Linked DNA regions of Homo sapiens: region 1 is linked to region 2. A link is a contact called in ENCODE Hi-C or POLR2A ChIA-PET data. All regions are on one chromosome and are shown on one strand. Each heading gives the region's core, a stretch centred on a gene start or an enhancer-like site at or near the end of the contact. The rest is flanking DNA. Distances are from core to core; before and after follow the strand shown.

Evidence for each region. Hi-C counts contacts between places; a loop is a spot of excess contacts on that map. ChIA-PET counts read pairs that join two places held with the same protein, here RNA polymerase II (POLR2A). Pooled maps may share reads with other maps.
Region 1: a loop to region 2 is called in a map of breast epithelium, with 15 times the contacts of the local background. The contact joins two enhancer-like sites. A Hi-C loop is called at or near these places in 1 of 168 maps with a recorded cell type or tissue (breast epithelium) and 1 of 50 pooled maps. POLR2A ChIA-PET finds 5 or more read pairs at or near these places in 3 of 52 experiments (GM10248, OCI-LY7 and activated T-cell).

Annotation. Positions count from the first base shown.
Region 1 is chr7:18,517,487-18,522,361 of GRCh38, forward strand. All of the region lies in intron 2 of HDAC9 (histone deacetylase 9), which reads left to right. Among named protein-coding and RNA genes, the nearest start is that of HDAC9, 24 kb to the left of the region's middle. RefSeq lists a silencer at 4,681-4,760. Within about 2 kb of position 3,070, at least 7 of the 41 ENCODE cell types and tissues checked have a DNase peak (open chromatin) inside an H3K27ac peak, as active enhancers do.
Region 2 is chr7:18,665,546-18,670,791 of GRCh38, forward strand. It overlaps HDAC9 (histone deacetylase 9), which reads left to right. Exons shown (of 26, transcript NM_178425.4): 12 at 668-931. Among named protein-coding and RNA genes, the nearest start is that of HDAC9, 170 kb to the left of the region's middle. Within about 2 kb of position 2,051, at least 4 of the 41 ENCODE cell types and tissues checked have a DNase peak (open chromatin) inside an H3K27ac peak, as active enhancers do.

The DNA.
Region 1 (4,875 bases), core at 1,820-4,319, 150 kb before region 2:
TTCTCCTCTTTTACAGTCTAGAGTCTAGTATGGCTGCTCTCATAGTTCTTCTATACATTCATTCTAAAGAATTAGCTGTAATCTATTACACATCATATACCAACTTTGTTATTCTCTTGTCAGTCACATATCTTTTCTCAACACTGATTTGAACATTTGTCCATCTTTCAGAACACGATGTTGCAGGTAGAAGAGTACAAGTTAAGACAGGATGCCTTAATTAAAGAAGAGGCCTTTACTCCTGTTTTCTTCCATTCTCACCCCTCTGTTTCTGCCAGAATTGTGACAGCAGGGCAGAAAATGGGCTTTTCGTGCAGAGTTGACAAGATACAGGGTAGTGAAGACAAGAATCTTCTTTCACATGCTAAGAAACTCCTGACTATACTTCTGAAGTAGTAATTGGAATGACAGCTTTTCTGGCTGAAGTACAATTTTTTTGTTTTAAAAATACAAATGGTCCCTCTCATTTTCTATTCCCAGTTCTTTCACTCACATGCTCACACTTACAGTTATACAGTGTTCACACATACATTTTTCATTGTTTTCTCATTTGAAATAAAATGTTATGAGAAATTTTCACCATAAGCAAATAATCACTTATTTTATTTGTTTTAATTGAGCTTTTAAAAGGACATTATTTATTATTATTTCACACACTCGTGCATTTATTGATTTACTCTCTCCCACAGTGATTGATTTACCGGTATTTATCTTCTCCAACTAGACTGACTTCTAATGACTCATTTATTTGGGAACTTCTTCTATACGAATCAAAATCAAGAGTTTGAAGTAACCCAGAAAGAGACTTGGAGAGCCCAAGGGATCTGTGAATGAGCTTTAGGCAGTTTCTGAATCTAAGAAAATTGTCTGCAAACAAATATATTTGTGTACATATGCATTTTTGGGGAGAGACTGTCAATTCCATGTCTTAATACTCAAAGAAGTTTGTGTCCCTAGCAAACGTAAGTGATCAATTTTAGAAAGAGTGATAACAAATTTGATTATTTGGGTCTTCAGCCCAAGACTAAAAGGCATAGATTACAAGCAGGGGAGTTTACTAGATTTAGACTACCTAAAGACTTACCTAGAGCCACAGCACACAATAAAAAGCAAAAAGAAAACCAACCCATCTTCCAAATATAGAAAAGGTCGAGAAATTAATGCAAAAGCTTGTCCCACCTCCATTAAAGCCGACTGCTGTATTTAACTGGCCCTGAGGGAACCACAGTTTCACAATGCAGTTACGGAAAGGCCAGTAATAGCCCTGGCTGGCTCCTCCATGTCATAGATATCTTTAAAATCAGAGATGTATCTAACCCATTTTGGAAAGCATACCTTAAAACATTAAAGTGTTTTTGATATTTCAAGGAAAAGGCTTCCGACATGTGAAATGTTTATTTTCTAGATTCTCTTATTCCAAAATGAAATCAAACGTGTATGAAGCTGTGGGATGTGTCGTTTGCCCCTTGAAGCTATAGTGTGGTAGAAATTGAATCTTTATGTCCAGAAGCCCAGTGTCTGTATTATTAGTTTTGCAAACATCTGTGGGCTCTAAGTGATTGATAAATACTATGTATAGAATTAACCTAAAGTTTAGTTTGAAGACCCTACTTCATAGATCAATATGAAAATGATGCCAGCAAAAAATATAGTTTAGACATTGTGCCTTGGAAAAATATTTCTATTTATATTAATGAGCTTATGTGATGTCATCACAACTCATTCTAGGAAAGATCTAGGTCAGTGTAATCCTATCTAGAGAAAGTTAAAAAAGAATAATTGTTGACTTGGTATTCTTCGTAGTCAGAAACAAATTAAATGACAAATTATGACACTATTTTTTATTACATGACAGACAAATAAAAAGTTACCATATATTAAATGCTCAAGAGGTTAATATCTATAAAGCAGAAATATAAACTGTAAATCAGTAAGAAATACCAGTAACTCAGTGGATAAATAATCAAAGGCTATGAATAAGACATTTACAAAGGAATAACCAAAAATAGGCAGTAAGTATCCGAGAAGATGATCAATCTTTGTCATGATTAACACATCAATGAGGTGCCATTTTTGTCAACATTATGGGAGTAAAAATAAATGACTAGATAATGCTTAGTGTTGATTGTGGTTTGGAGGAAAGGGGTGTTGTCATGTATTAGTGGAAGAGCACACTGTTCAAATTTTGGAGCAGCATAAATTGGCAGTACTATAAAAATTAAAAATCTACACACCCAACAATCTAGTAATTCCACTTAATTGGTATACAGAAATACTTGCACAAATTCACAATAATTTATGTACCAGGATATTTATCAGCAGTTTTATTTATAATAATGGAAAACTGAGGGCAATCTAACTATAAGTCAATACATAATCCATACTCTGAAATACAAGTCATTAAAGTTATTAAGTAATGTCTGAAGATATTAACATAGAAGGATGAGCTCAATATATTAATGAATGCAAAAAAATGTAGAATGGTATACAGTACATATAGCATAGTAAGCTCAACTAATGGATTCATGGTACTTGTTTCCATTATTTTATTGTTGTAGTAGGAGCAGAAAAGTAGTAAAAGTATTTTAACCCAAAGAAAAAAAATGCTAGCATGAAAATCACAGTTCAATAAAGTGTTTTTATATCAGTATGTTTATTAATAATTAAAAGTATTAATAAGTTTACTTCAGGAATAAGATTAATTTACGTATCTGTGAGAAACTTCGTGATATACATCAAAATATTAAAGTAATCATGCTATATTTTTCTTTTCATTCTGAAGACCACCTCTTGCAGGTAACTTTTTCTATTTTATTATACTGTCCTATTCTCCTTTCTTTACTTAGTTATATATCACAACTATAGAAGAAATAGGTTACCTGTTACTTGCAGAAATGTCACTCACTATTAATATTACTTTGCAACACAGAAAATTTTTCTGAATAATTAGAGGCAACTAAGCAAGCCTAAATGGAGTTGGTTAATTAAGTTATAAAATTCTAAGGGAGTATGATGAACCATGTAGACATATGAGCTTTCTGTTCTGCTTTTTTATCAAATGTTTCTGGCACCTGGGTTTTCTCAACTGCCCTTCTGTTGAATATGATTTTCGAATTGATGTAATGAAGAGTGGTGCTCTCTGGACAAGTAAGCTGTTCATTTGTAGAATAATAATATGTCAACACATATTTTCCAAAATAACAGTCCTACTACCGTAAATGTCTTGGAAACAGTTACCTGACACCCAGAGAGTAAGTACAACTAGCCTAGAGCCTTGGTCTGACACCAAGCAAGAGGGTTTATGAAAGAAGATAGCCCAGAAAGCTGGAGCCCTGCTCTGCTGTGTCGACATGTCTACAGCTCAGAATAAAATTGAGTTTCCTGCTTTAGCCATAGCTGGGTCTTAAAATAACCTGAAGAAATTATAGTTCTGATTACATAGAAAGTGAAGGACTTAGAACATTCTCCTAATAAAGCCATGAGAATGACACAAAGCTTAGTCATCGGCAGTCCTCCTCTAACAGGCGTTTTAGAGAGAAAAATAGAGGTTTGAAATTGGATAATTTGATTTGAAATCTTGCCTAATTATTTTAAGAATGCAGAAAACCTTTCTTTTTTGGCCAAAAAAATAATGATCTGGAATCCAATTAGGAAAGAACAGGCTTTTAAAATGTTTGATATCTCCAGTAATGGAGAAAAATCATGTCTTTAAAATTACATTCTGCTACAAACCTCATTCTTGGATGTCTTGCTTTTTGCATTTTGAATGGACAAATTTAATGTAATTTCCTTTTGGAAACATGGCATTGGAAAAGTTAGATGAGATGTTTAATTTTATGTTGGATCCTATCTACCAGGGTACAGATTTTTAAGAAGAAAAACACTTCTTGTTTCGTTTTATTTCCCAAGGGAGATATCTCACTTAACCAGATGCCTTGCGATTTGTCACAATATAGATCATTTACACAGAATTTGTGTCCAGTCGTCCATCTATTTGATTTGCACACCATGAATAAAATAAGCAAAATGGATAAAGCTTCTAATACTCCCAATTAAAAAATTGCTATCTATTTTTTCACCATTAATATGCTATCCCAAATGGCATTTATCACCATACTGTCTCACCATATTTATTCGTATGCTGTTGTTTTCTCAAGATACGTTCAATTCAGATTATGTTTGACTTGCAGCCATATCAATAATATGACTAATAATAAACAACAGTCTAGGATTTCCAGTTTTTAGAAAAACGATAATAAATTTGAAGTGAACCTATATTCAGATTTACATTTTACTTAGTATTGTTTTTAAAAAAACATTCAATTAATATTCTGAAATGATTCCATTTATTTTTACTACAAAGTTAGCTGGACCTTTACAGCATTTTAGAGTTTTACACGAGGTTTAGATTTGACTAAGCCTTAGTACGATGTCTGGAAACAGGAGGTTGAATGAACATTTGTTGAAAGGAAAAATCAGTTATTGAAATATTGTGTCTTCTGTTATCATTCTTGAGAAATGGTGGTGAGACAACTTAGTAGAAGTGACTAACAACTACATATATACAGAAGACAGGATGTAAGTCTCCAAGGTAATCAAGACCAACAGGAGGATGTTAGACCAAAATTAACACCGCGAGAAATGTGTTATGCATATATTACAGCCCACGTGTGAAAATCTGTTCATTTATAGAGAGATTGCTTCTCTGTGAATGGCTAAGTTGGCTCCACTAAGTACAAAAAAGCACTTAGGGCCATTCAGAACTAACAGCCACACACTCTGAAAGACTAAACCAAAAGATACCTGATTAGTAAGTGCTCTTTAGATGTGGGGATAGACGTTTTAACAAAGAAAGGACAGGGATGGAGAGGACTA
Region 2 (5,246 bases), core at 801-3,300:
AATTTCCTGATTCTTTTCTAATATTTAATTTCCATTTGAGTCTGTTCATAAAACATCTTATTGTTAATTTTTTTTAAATCATACACCTCTTTAAAGTTCAGAATATCAAAATAAATATTTCTAGTTCTTACAAATATATATAAGAAGATGCTTTTTCATTTGACTGTCGTTTCTCTGTATAGGTACAAGAAAATTAGACAAAGACTATTAGCATTTGTGTTCTGGCTTTCATAGCGTTTAACATTCGTTGAAAAATGATATTGACAACATTTTTTATCACCCCCTTTATCTTTTGAGAAAAGTATTATTCCCAGGTTCAACTTTCAAAACATGTCCTTTTGAAAGTTTCAGGGTTTCCATGGATAGTTTATTTACCTTTTTCTACACCATGTTCTAACTGCATTAAAGAGTGATCCATTAAAAAGAAAAAACAATCCAACACTTAAAGACCTTATTCACTGCCTACTGGACCCATACAATATGGAATAATGGGACTACTTTAGATTTAGTATTACTGAGGAAACTTGTTGCCTACAAGTTCATTCTGAAATTTATGTTCAATGATTAGAAATCACAGTGTATGAGTTATTAGAAATCAAAGTGTAATTTGCTTCTCTGTTACCATGAAGAACTACTGAATTTTGAACCCCTGAACACTCTCTTCTAGCTGCTTTCGAAATCTATTGAACAACTGAAGCAACCAGGCAGTCACCTTGAGGAAGCAGAGGAAGAGCTTCAGGGGGACCAGGCGATGCAGGAAGACAGAGCGCCCTCTAGTGGCAACAGCACTAGGAGCGACAGCAGTGCTTGTGTGGATGACACACTGGGACAAGTTGGGGCTGTGAAGGTCAAGGAGGAACCAGTGGACAGTGATGAAGATGCTCAGATCCAGGAAATGGAATCTGGGGAGCAGGCTGCTTTTATGCAACAGGTAATAGGCAAAGATTTAGCTCCAGGATTTGTAATTAAAGTCATTATCTGAACATGAAATGCATTGCAGGTTTGGTAAATGGATATGATTTCCTATCAGTTTATATTTCTCTATGATTTGAGTTCAGTGTTTAAGGATTCTACCTAATGCAGATATATGTATATATCTATATAGAGGTCTTTCTATATACTGATCTCTATATAGATATCAATGTTTCATTGAAAATCCACTGGTAAGGAAATACCTGTTATACTAAAATTATGATACATAATATCTGAGCAGTTAATAGGCTTTAAATTTATCCCAAAGCCTGCTACACCAATTACTTCTAAAGAAAACAAATTCACTGTTATTTTGAGTTTATGTGTTGAGATCAGTGACTGCTGGATAGTCTCCCAGTCTGATCAATGAAGCATTCGATTAGTTTTTGATTTTTTGCAACATCTAGAATTTAATTTTCACATCACTGTACATAATGTATCATACTATAGTCTTGAACACTGTTAAAGGTAGTCTGCCCCTTCCTTCCTCTCTCTTTTTTTAGTTAAGTAGAAATGTTCTGGTCACCATGCCAGTAGTCCTAGGTTATTGTGTAGGTTGCAATTGAACATATTAGGAATACAGGTGGTTTTAAATATATAGATGCAAATTGCAGCACTACTTTAAATATTAGATTATGTCTCACATAGCACTGCTCATTTTACTTTTATTTTGTGTAATTTGATGACACTGTCTATCAAAAAAGAGCAAATGAAGCAGATGCAAATGTTAGTGAGAAGTAATGTGCAGCATTATGGTCCAATCAGATACAATATTGTGTCTACAATTGCAAAAAACACAGTAACAGGATGAATATTATCTGATATCAAGTCAAAATCAGTTTGAAAAGAAGGTGTATCATATTTTATATTGTCACTAGAATCTCTTAAGTATAATTCCATAATGACATGGGCATATACCGTAACATTCTGGCAAATAACAATTAGAAAAGATAGGTTTAACAAAAAAATTTACTTGTATATAATGCACCTTCAGGAGGACTATGTCCTTTGATGCTATAAAATACAAACAACTTTGAAGGCAACAGAAGACACTGTTTATTCAAGTCAGTTCTTTGTCAGGTTCCTGCTGTTCTCCTACAGAAAAGTGATTCTGTGAGGGTGAACAGGAAATGCCTTGTGGAAACAGGAAGTCCAAGTGATTCATGTACTGAGGAATGTAGGAAAAAAAATCTGAGGATAGTGCTTTACTCTTTCTGTTTTTAAAGGGCACTCTATGAATTGATTTATTGTCTAAGAAAATAACACCACAAGTAGGGAAATTGTTACGGAAGCTTTTCACTGGAACATTTCCTTCATATTCCCTTTTGATATGTTTACCTTGTTTTATAGGTTTACTTTTGTTAAGCTAGTTAAAGGTTCGTTGTATTAAGACCCCTTTAATATGGATAATCCAAATTGACCTAGAATCTTTGTGAGGTTTTTTCTATTAAAATATTTATATTTCTAAATCCGAGGTATTTCAAGGTGTAGTATCCTATTTCAAAGGAGATATAGCAGTTTTGCCAAATGTAGACATTGTTCAACTGTATGTTATTGGCACGTGTTGTTTACATTTTGCTGTGACATTTAAAAATATTTCTTTAAAAATGTTACTGCTAAAGATACATTATCCTTTTTTAAAAAGTCTCCATTCAAATTAAATTAACATAACTAGAAGTTAGAAAGTTTAAAAGTTTTCCACATAATGAAAGTCCTTCTGATAATTTGACAAATAGCTATAATAGGAACACTCCCTATCACCAACATATTTTGGTTAGTATATTCCTTCATATTAAAATGACTTTTTGTCAGTTGTTTTGCATTAAAAATATGGCATGCCTAAGATAAAATTGTATATTTTTTCCATCTCATAAATATTCATTTTCTTCAAAGTCTTTTTTCAATCTCATAAAAAAGGGATAGTGCATCTTTTAAAATACATTTTATTTGGGGAGGAACATGTGGCTGAGCAGACTTTTGTATAATATTACTTCAAAGATATGTAATCACAAACAAAAAAAACTATTTTTTATAATGTCATTTGAGAGAGTTTCATCAGTACAGTTGGTGGACGTTAATTGTTTGAATTTGATAGTCTTTGAATTTAATCAAGAAACTACCTGGAACCAGTGAAAAGGAAAGCTGGACTTAAATAATCTTAGAATTAATTGATAAATGTCTCTTTTAAAATCTACTGTATTTATTATAATTTACACCCTTGAAGGTGATCTCTTGTTTTGTGTTGTAAATATATTGTTTGTATGTTTCCCTTCTTGCCTTCTGTTATAAGTCTCTTCCTTTCTCAAATAAAGTTTTTTTTAAAAGATCCCCTTTCATACACTTGGCTTTGTGTAAACTTGCCGTATTTAATCGAAGTTGAAGCTTGCACACTAGATCTCATATATCAAAATACATTGCCAGTCTTTGTTGAAACAAGAAAATAAAGACATTTTGAGCAGTTACATCTAATACCATTAAAAACAATAAATTCAGCAATAATGACTTTCAACTATTTACATCCAAAATTTTCAAATAGCTAACACATGTAAAATTTGTTTCATTTTCCTTTTGCCAGTGTAAACTTTTTCATGATATGTTATCATGTTTGGTATTTAAATTAAAATGTCAACTTCTAAATATAAAACTTTATCTAAATAGATGTCAGTTCCTAACTTTGCTCAACTTAAAAAATTATTTTTAAAAAGCTTAACACAATCCCTTGAACATAACAAGCACTCAATAAATATTAAAATGAATAATATTCCAAGTGTCGTAATAATTATGTCTATTACAGTGAGATCTTGAAATACAAGTAGAAAGTGACAGCACATAAATTTAAAGAGAAAATAGTAATTAAATGATCTCCCCTTATATGGTAACAATTATTATAATACCAGTGTGAGGAATAGGAGCCTGATTCAAGTAAAGGCAACTCTGCCGTATTCTAAGTCACATCAGTATTGCATTAGAGTATCAAGAAATCTGGAGCTATAATTATTGACTGTTACAGAATGGATTATCATTTTATAGTGCCATAAATTTGAGAATACAGTCACAATTCTGGAAATACCATTATTGCTAATTATAATTTCCTGAAATTTGCCTTTGAACTATAAAATTACAGGACTAACTTGGTACCAGAGATCCTAAAGTATGAGTTAGAGAAATCAATTAAAAAATGGTTTTATAGTGTATATCTGATTTCTGAAGTGTTATATAGGGTGAGTTTTAAAACAAAGCATCAATCCAGCATTAGAAAACTTTTCATTAGAAAAAATAGTTATTGCCAAGTCTTGAAATAAATAATCATTAGATTTTTTTTCTTCTGGAAGTAAAAATTCACCTTCTCATTGGTGAAGGTGGTTGATGAAGTGTAGACTGCTACTTTTCATAGATCTGAGAAAGATAGTCTTCTAGAAATTGTTATATATTGTTTTATGCTCCTTTTTTTCAAAGGATGTTGAAAAGGAATTCAGACACTAAACCTTTTGTTGAAACCTAGTACTTAACAGATAGATATATATAGAGTATTGTTTTTAATTTGGTGTTTCATTGTGTTTTTTTCAATAATTGAAGTGTACAATTTTGAATCGCTGTAATATGTATAAATTGTAGGTGTGTGATTGAAGGTTTACAATGATAAATAGTTTGAGGTCTCCAATTGTAACTGATTATATCAGGAACTTGGAGATACAAAAGAAGGAGTTTGAGACTATTATTCCCTTTATTATTGATCATTGCTTCATCTCTGTTTTAAGAAGAAAATATTGAAGGCAATCAAAGAATTTGAGCAAACACAAAGGAAATTTGGAATGTGACTTTTCAGTCATGCCAACAACATATCTATGTAGGCTTAAAAACGTTTATATTCTTGTTGTTACATCTAATTTTATAATAACATCTTTGAGGCTATAAACTGTGTTTAGGCAATGCAACTTTTGGGGATCATTTTGATTTAGAAAAAGATGTTTACTTTTATCTATTACAAACACACAGTGCGCAAGCACTTCATATCTATTAGCTCATTTGGTCCTCACAATAACCTGATGAAGGAGGTATTATTATCATCCCACTGTAGAGATGAGAGCACTGCAAAAGAGAAATTAAAGATTTAGGAGGTCTAGCTTTAATTTGAACCTAGGCACTTTGGCACCAGAGTCCCTGTTCTCAACCTTTACCATTGTGCTGTGTTGGTGCAACGATTCTTTATATCTGCCCGATATGCTTACTTCTGTCCAATTTATTCAGTTGTTTCTCTCTCTCTCCTCATTAGC